2 separate regions of the Homo sapiens genome follow, and region 2 is linked to region 1. A link is a contact called in ENCODE Hi-C or POLR2A ChIA-PET data. All regions are on one chromosome and are shown on one strand. Each heading gives the region's core, a stretch centred on a gene start or an enhancer-like site at or near the end of the contact. The rest is flanking DNA. Distances are from core to core; before and after follow the strand shown.

What was found. A loop is a pair of places that touch in the nucleus more often than their neighbours do. ChIA-PET counts read pairs that join two places held with the same protein, here RNA polymerase II (POLR2A). Pooled maps may share reads with other maps.
Region 2: a map of PC-3 shows a loop between it and region 1 (3-fold over the local background). The contact joins two enhancer-like sites. A Hi-C loop is called at or near these places in 4 of 168 maps with a recorded cell type or tissue (PC-3, astrocyte of the cerebellum, endothelial cell of hepatic sinusoid and 1 more), 1 of 37 single-sample maps with no recorded cell type and 1 of 50 pooled maps. POLR2A ChIA-PET finds 5 or more read pairs at or near these places in 3 of 52 experiments (T-cell, activated T-cell and naive thymus-derived CD4-positive, alpha-beta T cell).

What each region holds. Positions count from the first base shown.
Region 1 is chr5:148,861,983-148,867,519 of GRCh38, forward strand. No RefSeq gene overlaps it. Among named protein-coding and RNA genes, the nearest start is that of ADRB2, 38 kb to the left of the region's middle. Within about 2 kb of position 2,254, at least 3 of the 41 ENCODE cell types and tissues checked have a DNase peak (open chromatin) inside an H3K27ac peak, as active enhancers do.
Region 2 is chr5:148,907,703-148,913,239 of GRCh38, forward strand. No RefSeq gene overlaps it. Among named protein-coding and RNA genes, the nearest start is that of ADRB2, 84 kb to the left of the region's middle. RefSeq lists an enhancer at 2,436-3,635. Within about 2 kb of position 3,094, at least 10 of the 41 ENCODE cell types and tissues checked have a DNase peak (open chromatin) inside an H3K27ac peak, as active enhancers do.

The sequences.
Region 1 (5,537 bases), core at 1,004-3,503:
CCAATGTGCCAGCTCAAAGGCAGACAAGCATGGGAATTTTCTATTATAGGGAGGAAGGTCAGCCTTTTTTTCCTATTCAGGTCTTCAATGGATTGGACGGGAACCATCCACATTAGGGAGGGCAATCTGCTTTACTTAGTCTCCCAAATCAAATGTTAATCTCATCCAGAAATATCAGCACACACAACCTTAGAATAATGTCTGACCAAATGTCTGGGCACCCAATAGCTCAGTCAAGTTGACACATAAAATTAACCATCACTTGGCCGGGCGCTGTGGCTCACACCTGTTATCCCAGCACTTTGGGTGGGTGGATCACCTGAGGTTCCTTAGGAATGTAAAGAGGTGAGCACTTAGAATCTAGAAAAAATTTTAGGAGAAGTGGTTTCCCAATGTATCCTGAATGTCCCACTCTGTACTCTACTTTCTCCATCAATCAAAGCCTTCTCTGTAAATTCTTTTATTGTAAAGACCGATTTTTAATCTTACTTTTTGTGTGTTCACCATTGCAGCTCCCACCATCACCACCTAATAATAATTATAATGATAGCCGCTTCCATGTATTAAGCGTTACTCTTTGTCAGAGACTATTCAAACAACATCTTACCTAATCTTACATCAGCCTATTGAGACACGTAGTTTTACTTTTAAATAACTTTTCAAGAATTATATAAGTAAGAGGAGTTCAAGACCAGCCTGGCCAACGTGGCGAAACCCCATCTCTAATAAGAGTATAAAAATTAGCTGGCCATGGTGGCAGGTGCCTGTAATCACAGCTACTCAGGAGGCTGAGGCAGGAGAATAGCTTCAACTTGGGAGCCAGAGGTTGCAGTGAGCCGAGATCGTGCCACTGCACTCCAGCCTGGGTGACAAGAGCAAGACTCCATCTCAAAAACAACAACAACAAAAATGAATCATCACTCTATGGTTAAGCTGGGTGTCAGTGCATCTTATGGAAAGAGCCACAAAGCTAGAAAGCAGCAGATGGAAATGTCAAGACCAGGTTTGTGCTCTTAACCTCTATATGAGCTTCTCAACCCAGCAGATTTGTGCTGGATGTGTGCCGTACTCTCTCGAGTGCATGGGGGAAATAATAGAGCTTGAGAGCCACTGCTCTGTGCACTGCCGTTCATTGGTTGACTGTCTCAGAATCACTGATTATCAGGGTGAGAAGAGAACATCAGGATAATCTAACCCAGTGAAACGCTGATCTGATAATCACACAAATAAATGAGTAGTGTGCCTATAGTGAGTACTCTGATGGAATGGTGCATATGATTGGGAAATAGACCTGACCTGGGTCAGGAGAGGCTTGCTGAATGATTGAATGGGTAGGGGTTACATGGGTAGAGAAAGTAGGAAGGCATTTGAGGCAGAGAGAACCCTAGGGTAACAGGGAGAGGGCAACTTGACCCAGCTGGCTCTGCAGAGTGGGTTCTTCAGATTGCTGCAAACACACCTCAGACAGGCATACTGGATGTGGGGTCTTGGAAGTCCTATAGAATTGGGGTTGAGAGTGAGGAAGGGTGACTGTAACAAAATCACAGAAACCCATCCAATCCCACCTCTCATTTTAAAGGAGAGGAAACAGACCCAGAGAAGTTACTTATCCCAGAACATACAACAAAGGTAGTGTGAAAACTTATCCCAGAACATACAACAAAGGTAGTGTGAAAACTTAGATCTCTTGCCTCTGTCTCAATTATGTTCCCAGGTACCATGGGACCTCGCCACATTGCCTGGAATCGCCTGACCCTCCCTTTACCCCACAAGGAGTCCCCAGCTTTTGGAGCTTCAGAGTTCTTGTCCAAGTCTCACACAATCCCCTGAAGAGTGGTGAAAATACTCTCCAAAGTCGCTGAACCCTGAGCACAGGACCACATCCCAGGAACTGCCACATAAGAAAGGGGGAATCCATGCATGGACTCAAAGTACTGAATCAGCAGCTGGAAATACTAAAGTAATTCATGACCCATAGAAGCACAAGTCAAAAATGGTAGTCTGCAGGCCGGATCTAACCCACAGATGTGTTTTGTTTGGCCACACAATCTATCGAAATTTATTGCCACCATTAAAAACTTAGATTTCATATTTTTAAAAAAGTTCTAGCCTGCATTCCTACCTGACAACAATTCCCTGGAGCTGCTGCCTTCCCCTCCTCACATTCCTTAGGTGCCCACCTGCTTACTCTGTTCCCAACCCCAACTCCTGAAGTAGCAGGTGGCGTCTGCAGCCCAGGGCTTTGAAGACATGCAGCACAGTGTGCCTGCCCTGCCCTGCCTCATGACAGCTTTTCAACAAGCTGCTAATAGTGACCTTGGGATGGCCCCTCGAGTCTGCAGGCCAGCTAACCCCAGTCCCGTCAGCTGCTGCTCCCTTGATAGGGCTGTGGTCTCCTCCTGTCCTGTCACCCTCTTTCTAGACTGTGTCCCTCTGAAAGGGATGCATTCAGATCCAAGCAATGTGCTCCCCCAGTGGGCTGACTTAGGTGGAAAAGTTAAAGAAGTCATTTTATATTTATACACCATTCAATTTCAACTTGGCAGTCAGAGCAGCACACACAATGTCAACGCAAATCGAAAGAGGCCTCATAACATACAAAGTTGATTCTCTCTTATGATTCTAGCTAAGTAGAATAAACTCCCAGGGGAAAACATCAAATCATTTCCTGAGACTATATACAAGCAAATCTCTAACAATGTAGGAGGAATGACAAGCATCTTGAAAAAAATTTTTCTGTTTATAAGTATAAACAGAGACAGGACTCTAAGGAAAATACTTGTAAAAGTCCTTGTTAAATGACAGCAATCTAACTGGGTGTATGAAGTTACTGCTGGTTCTCTCTGCTACCAGAATGAACTCAGATGAACTGTTTTAATTGTTTTGCCCTTTGAGGTTAAAATTGCACAGGTAGAAAGCAAAAAAACTAATGGCATTATAGAAAGAAATGCTGGCCTGGGGATCTGGTGCCCTGGAGGCTTTCCTTCAATCTGCCTCTGACTATTAGGAGCTCATAGGTGGGTCACCTGAAACTCTGGGCCTCAGTTTTCTCATTGTGCAATGAGATTGTTGAATCATATTAGAGATTCCACAAATGAGAGCAGTGCATCCAAGACATAAGCCATTTCTGCATAACCTTTTCTAGAGATCCCCTGACCCATTAATCATGTAATTAATGGTCCTCATTAAAATGACTTCAGTTCTAGCATAATGTTTTAGTTCCGTCCAGGTGGAAACATTTACAAGCCCACAGGTATGATGTGTTAACTATTATTTAAGTACATATTAAAATACTCAGGAATTAAAATTAAAAATAGCATTTGTCCATGTACCACCTAATGAATACGCAATAAATGTTGAATGGATGAATGACAACTACTGCTGAGGTCAGTCACGTGTGCCATACACAGACATGAAAAAGATAATCAAAGATGCTTTGTGGTAGAGATGTTTTTTGAATGAGGCCTTGGGGTCAGATAAAATTTCAACAGCACAGGAGACTATACTGTTACAGAGTTAAACACACAGGGGCTCTGGAGTCCAGCATCTGATTGGGTTTGAAATTCTAACACCCCTCATGTACAAGGTGTGCCTCTGTGCAAAATTCTTAACTTCTCTACACCTCAGATTTCTCATCTGTAAAGTAGGGATAATGACAGTACCTACCTCAAGGACTATATGTGAGCATTAAGTGATAGAAAGCACATAAAGCACTTAGCAGAGACCCTCAGTAATTGAGCCTTGTGGTCACATTGTCGTCATCATCATCATCATCATCATCACCATCATAGCAATCGACATCATACCAATCATCATTGTCAAGCAAAGTGGACAGGACATTCCACAGGGAGGGACTTGAGGAGTGGAGCACCCAGGAGGCAGCCAGCTTGCCTGTGATTTCCACGGGACCAACTCACCTGAGCTATTCTCAGCTAAAGTCTGCGATCCTGATAACAGACTTCAGTAGCTTCTGGGGAGTGTTGTAGCAGGAATGATCAGCCCCTTGCCCTCATCGGTCGGCTCTGTTCGGATTGGCTGCATTAACCCATACTGCCCAGTGGTCTGGCTGTGCATTTCCTCCTCCAACAGTGGGGACGCTCACTCTGGAACCCAGTCTCCAGAATGCATCAGTGGAGAACCCCTGCATCTACAGACCCTGAAAGCAGATCCTCCTCGTGGCTGCATTTCTCTTGAAGAGAGCTCATAAAGACACCCAGCAGCCACAGTGCCAATCAACCTCAAAGATGGGGTCAGGGTGCAGGAAGAGCCACAGAATTGACAGAGGCTGTTGCTGAACTTTTGCTCCTAGATGGGGCCAGTTAGTCCTGCACATCTCTGCAGCAGGCATCTCTTGGTGCCATGAGTCCTGGTGGGCCTTATTGATTCCTTATTCATTTCTTATCACCCCATGTGAATCAGATTCAGTTGCTTCACATTTTCTTCACTGCTCTTATCACTGCCCGATATTATATTACAGTTGTGAGTTTTGCACCTCTTATATTAAGACAGTGTCTGCCACATAGTAAGCACTTAGTATTTGCTGAAAGTTGTAAAAGTGCATCAATGAGTATCCCACAGTGCCGGGCACATAATAGATATTCCATAAATTGTTGTAAAATAGCATTTCCTCTCTGTCCAGGGAACAGGGATGAGGGTGGTATAAATGGGGAGCATTTTGTTCAGGGATGTTTTCTGGATGTGGCATTTGAGCTAGACCTTAAAAGATGGAGTACAATTCCACAAGGAAGGCTTAGTAGTTGGGCATTCCAAACAAAAAGGACAGGTGTTTAGACATGGAAAGCATTAGGGACATTTGAGAAATTGGGAATAGCTCAGTTTAGCTGGCAGACTGGAAATACAAAGAGGAATTCCAAGAACCTATGCCTAGAGAAGCTTCCCCAGTATTATAAAGGTTCTCAAAGGCCATGCCAAAGAGCAGGGGCCTGGCTCCCTCAAGCAGTGGAAAGTCAATGGTGGTTTTTAAGGAGGTGAATAATGTGGGCTGACCGATGCTTTAAGAAGATTAATACAGCAATGTCTTGAAGAGTGGTTTTGAGGTGGAAGGGAGACAGAAAACAAAGATCTGAAGCCAAAAACATGGATAAAGTATAAACAAGACTCAGTGTAACACCAGATGTTGATTTAACACATAAGCAGGGAAGAGGAGGGTCAGAAATGAAGTTGAAGTGACTGCATGGCTGACTGAAAGAAGGATGGTGCTGCTGCAGTCTGAGGAAAGAAGTCGGAAGGAGGAGCAGAGGGGCTTGGGGGTATGGAAAGGAGAAGAGTGCAGTCTCATCTTGTCATGACCCAGATTCCCCATTTGGTGAATGCTTGTAGGCATAAAAGCACCAAAGTCTCACTGACTGTTGGAAACAAAGACCAAAACTCCAAATGTAGATAAGGAATGGACAAATTTCAAGAGTCACCTCCATGGAAGCAGACTACCTAGGCCTTAGGGTCAGCATAGTTTCTAGAATTGGGTAAATCTAATCCAAGCTCTTCCTCTTCTTACGTGTATGACCTTGGGCAACTCT
Region 2 (5,537 bases), core at 1,844-4,343, 47 kb after region 1:
AATTAAATATTTGGAAAAGTAGGCTGTGGCCCCATTGTAGAAAACTTGAATGTCAGGGTAAAGAGATGAGACAAGTTCTCTACATGTTTTCTAATGTCACGTACAAGACATTGTTCCCAGGCACAGCACACTCCTACTGGCTTATCCACAAGTTTTACTACTTTTATTATTACAATTACACTTTTTATTATTACCCACCAAAATGCTGTGGGGTAGGGGGTGTAAGAAACCGCAATAGTTTATGAATAACTATTTATAACACTTTAAAAATGGCAAATATGGCAGAAATTGCTTCCTGTCCCCCAATATCTACTCTTTCATTCTTCCCCTGTAATATGGCTGCCAAATTTCAAGTTGAAACACGGCTACATTTCCCAGGATTCCCTGTAGCTAGGCTCAGCCATGTGACTAAGTTCTGCCCAATGGGATGTTGTAAGCAGAAGTAGAAAAGTCAGGTTCTGGATTGTGTCCTTAAGGGAGGGGGCGTATCCTTTATTCCCCTCCATCTTCTCCCTGCTATCTGGATTATGGATCTGATGGTTGGGTTTCCACTCAGGATGGTGACATGAGGGGACACACCTGAGGATGATAGAGAATTGGAAGAAACCTGGATCCTGGATGCCTGTGGAGGCTCCATACCAGCCGTGAACTGTCTACATGAAGAGTTTCACATGGCAGAGAGGTAGACTTCTCTCTGTTTAAGCCACTGTTCTTCTAGGTCTTTGTTAAACGCATCTAAAGCTGGATGCTAACTAATATAGTCACTTCTTACAAGTTGTAGCAATAAATAAAATAAGCCTATTATAATGTAAATGAATTAGAAGGTATGTATTAAAAAGATAGCCTTGAACCCATTTTACATATACATTTTTAAGGTAAAATTTTCACAAATATCTGTACTTTCAAATATTTTCACATTCACTTACAACACAACTGACAAAAAATCATAGCATCATTTGTGTCATGACACTAAGGTAGACAATGCTGTGTATAACACAAATTGGTAACTCCATGAAGCTGAGGACAGCTGCCTCTCCAGAGCAGCTGGAACTGGGCTCCAATTAGAAATCACGTGATTCCTTAGCCGGGCACAGTGGCTCATACCTGTAACGCCAGCACTTTGGGAGGCATAGGCAGGAGGATCACTTGAGATCAGGAGCTCAAGACAGACCTGGGCAACATAGCGAGACCTCTACAAAAACTTTTAAAATTAGCCAGGCATAGTGGTGTGCTACTATAATCCTAGCTATTCCGGAGGCTGATCCCTTGAGCCCAGGAGGTCAAGGCTGCAGTAAGCTATGATCGTGTCACTGCACTCCAGCCTGGGCGACAGAGCGAGACCCTGTCTCTAAAAATAAATGAATAAGTAAATCATGCGATTCTCATCAAAAGCGACGTAGCCTGTGGACTAACTTTGGCATCTTACAAAGTTAAACATAATCTCCACCACATGACCCAGCAATTCTACTACTAGGTATTTGCCCAAAGGAAATGAAAACATTTGTCCAAACAAAGAGTTGTACATGAATGTTCAGAGAACTTTATTCAAGTAGCCAAAAACTGGAAACAACCCAGATGTCTATCAGCAAGAGAATGCATAAACAAATTGTCATATGGTACACGCAATGGAATGCTTCTCAGCAATTAAAAGGATTGAACTACTAATACATATAGCATTGTAGATGAATCTCAAAAATTTTATGGATGTCAGAGTACATCCTGGATGATCCCATTTATAGATCCTAGAAACAGCCAAACCCATCTGTAGAAACAGAAAGCAGGTCAGTGGTTGCCTGTGGCTGCAGGAGGAGTGGGACTGACTGCAGAGGGGCACAAGGGAACTTTCTAGAATGATAGAATTGTTCTATATCTTAATTGGGGTGGTGATCTAACAAATGTATACCTTGGTCAAAACTCTTCACTGTACGGTGAAAATAAGTGCATTTTCTTGTATGTAATTTACATTTTAATAAAGTTGACTTTTAAAGTTATTTTGAAAAATTACCAAACTAAACCAAGAAAAAAATGCTTTAAAGAAAGAAGGTAAATAGTGATTTTAAATATGAGTCCTAATTTAATGTCAAAAGTGGATATTCTGAATTGCAGCAGTATTTTTAAAGCAAACTGTTTCTCACATGAACACTCTGGATAGCTGTGCTCCAGGAAGAGAGGCAGTAGGGACTGATTTCCTGAAAAAACAGCTCCAGGAGCTGCCAGTGGATAGCAGGGAGGTGAGGCAGGAGTGCATGGAGGAGCCAGACTTGATTGGGTATGACACACCCTAGGGCAGGGCTCAAATGATCTGTGAAGGGCCAGGTGTCTTTTGTTTCTGTTGCTTGTTTGTTTATTTGTTTTGTAAAACTAAAAAAAAAAAAAAAAAAAATCCCATCTGCTAGAGGTCACAGAAATGAAAGTTCAACTTATTCTCCATGTATGTGCTAATGTCATCGCAGATCATAGCAACGTGCACAGATTGGCGCTGGTGCACAGAGCCACTTTCAGCAACACTGCCCTGGGGGTTCCTGGAACTACTTGGGGTGCACTCTGGAAGAGACCAAGGTCCCATGTAAGCAAACAGAGGCAGAAGTCAGAGACAAGTGGGTCATGATTATGAATATGCGGTCCTGTTTGTCCACAGTGCGTGGTGAGGGCTGAGGAAATGTGCTTACAAATATTTCAGAACAGGTACAGGAGGCTGACAAAACGCTGTTTTGGAAAGACTCATCTGGCAGCACACACCAAGGCTGGTGGGGCACAAACAGACTTGAATCCTGGAGACTGATGAGGAGGTTGATGCAACCAACCAGGTGGGAGATGGGTGACCGGGATTTGAACCATAGTAGAAGCTGTGGAAAGGAGGAAATGGAAGGCAGAAGATGAGGAAAGGAAGGGTCAACAATGACTGGTGACTTGTCAGGGGCCTGGGGGATGGAGACCAAGTCAGAGCTGGCCTGTGACACAGGAAGGAGCAGGTATTCTGAGGAATGAGGGGGAAAATGGGGAGAAAAACTTGAGTCTATGGCCTCCATCTGCTCTGGGAAATAGGAAGTGGGTTCTTGGGCGTGCCAGTGCTCCCTGACCTGGTGGTTCCTGAGGGCTGACTCTGCCTGCCTTGGCCTCCTGCCCAGCAATCCCTGACCCACTGCCGCCCACAGCACCACCCACAGTGGAAGACAAAGGGAGACAAACAGAGGGGTGCCTTTGTGCATGCCATTTCCCCGTGCCTGGCATGCGAGCTTCCTCCCACCCATTCTCTAACTATGACTCCTCCTCACCCAGGCCCAGCCTTGATATCACTGCAGAAGGAGCCAGGCCCCGCTGTATGTGGCCATGACACTCAAATGTATTACAGCACACATGTCCCATCACGAAGCAGCTGCTTATATGTCCATCTGCCCTCCCACAATGCAGGTTCACCATAGGGGTTGGATCCAGCTTGCATTTCACCAACCTTTAGCACAGTGCCTGATGCAAGTCACTGTGCTCAGGAAGCAACATAAACAAGTGAGGATGGAGCACATTGAAGGACAGACAAACACAGGCAGAAAGGTCATGTGAAATGGGCTCAGCTGGTGTGGAGGTGAATGGGAGCCAGAGGTCACACGGACTCTGCTTTTCTCCACCCTGTGATACACGTATGTTAACTATTATTTGAAACTGAACTTCTGTCATTCCAGACAGTTTAGCAGCTGCTCTCTGAATAAAAACACAATTGGAAGAGACCAAGATCCCATGTAAGCAAACAGAGGCAGAAGCCAAAGACAAGTGGGTCATGATTATGAATATGTGGTCCTGTTTGTCCACAGTGGGTGAGAGGGCTGAGGAAATGTGCTTAGAAAGATTTCAGAACAGGTACAGGAGGCTGACAAAACACTGTTTTGGAAAGACTCATCTGGCAGCACACCAAGGATGGTGGGGCACAAACAGACTTGAATCCCAGAGACGTGAAGCCCATCCGCAAAGACACTATTGTCTGGATTTGGACAGCATCACTCAGAGCAGTCTCACCCTAAAAAACCTTAGGAAACTGGACTGAGGCTGGAACTGACCAGTGAAGGGGAAGTCACCACCTTTAATCTGAGAGCAAGCAGTAAAAGAGAAGCTGGAAAATCCTTCAGTTCCACTGGCGCTGAAGTGATTGACATGACTTCACATCACTGACTGAAGAGGTGGAATAGAAACAGGTGGAATTGTCATAGACCTGGAGATAGAAGCCCAGTTTCAATGTGGGGTTGCCCACCCCGGGGACGGGGAGTGGACAGCACTCCAAGAATGGTCTGGGGTTTATGGCCTGGTTCATTCTGATGGGTTTGTGCCCTTACCGTAGAGGATGTTCATGTTTTGAGTATCACCCCTACCCACCACCATTTAGCAGGAGTTATCACAATGATTTCCTAATCCAGAGAAAAGGCTTCTGCAATACAGAGAGAAAAGGGATTGAGATCCCAGAGGGAAGTTACTAGAACAACCAGAAAGGGAAGCTTTCTATTGGAAGCAAGGATTTCTGGACACAAAACTTTCAGTACTGAAATCAAGGAAAGTCTTGCATAAACTGGCCTAGTTGGAAGGGACCTTAGAGATCATTGCCCAACCCCCTTTTTCATAAATACAGCCCCAGAGAGGGCTCACATTCACACAGAGCCTGTGGCAAGGCTACACCTGGAGCCCAGGTCTCCACCTCCACCTGCAGGGCCCTTTCCCCTGGTGGTGCTTTCTTTCAGTGCCACCTTCTTCATTTCCATAATTACAACTAATTTCTTGGTACTACCCAAAGCAGGGAGTTTTCTAACATCGAATTGTTAGATAGGAGGGATGGCAATGTCTCCCACAGTCCTGTTTCCAGGTGAGGAGGGTCCTAACGGAGCCATAGCTCATCCCACAAGTCCCTGCTGCCCTGCTCAAGGCAGGCTGCACCTCCCAACTCCTTGACTTGCTCTCTGGCAGCCTCCACAGTCTCTTTGAGTAAAAGAAGGCTCTCACCGAAGCCTGAACCAGAGAGTTTGCCTCTCTCTTTTCCTTGGGCTGCAAACAGGTACAAACAAAGACCCAAAATAAATAAAATTCTTTTTCTGTGCCACCCTTAGCACAACAGGGTGAGAGGGGAGAGAGCAAATGCTTAACTGGAAAAACTCAGGGACAAATCACCTGGAGCTCCTCCATCCACCTGCAGATGGCACCTCTGGTTTTCCTATCCTCTCACTCCTTAGAGGAGTGAGTAGTGAAGTGAGCAAATGATTTCTGACCCAGCCCTCCTGGAACCGGTGGTCCGAGAGTGCAAGGCCCTGGTGTGAGGAGTCCCACGCATCTGGAGATGCATGCTTCCCGAAGGATGATAAGATCAGCCTGATGGACGGACAGCTACACCTCCAAAGACTTTCAAAACAAGAGCACAGAAAATGAGCAACTTCTCCTGCCTCTCCTAAGCCCCAGGCTGCCTGTTTACAAATTTTCTCTCCTCTCTCTTCTCATGCCTGAATCTGTTCAGGAATGTTACATCCCAGCCTTTCTGGGATGACTACACGTCACAGTGGCAGCCA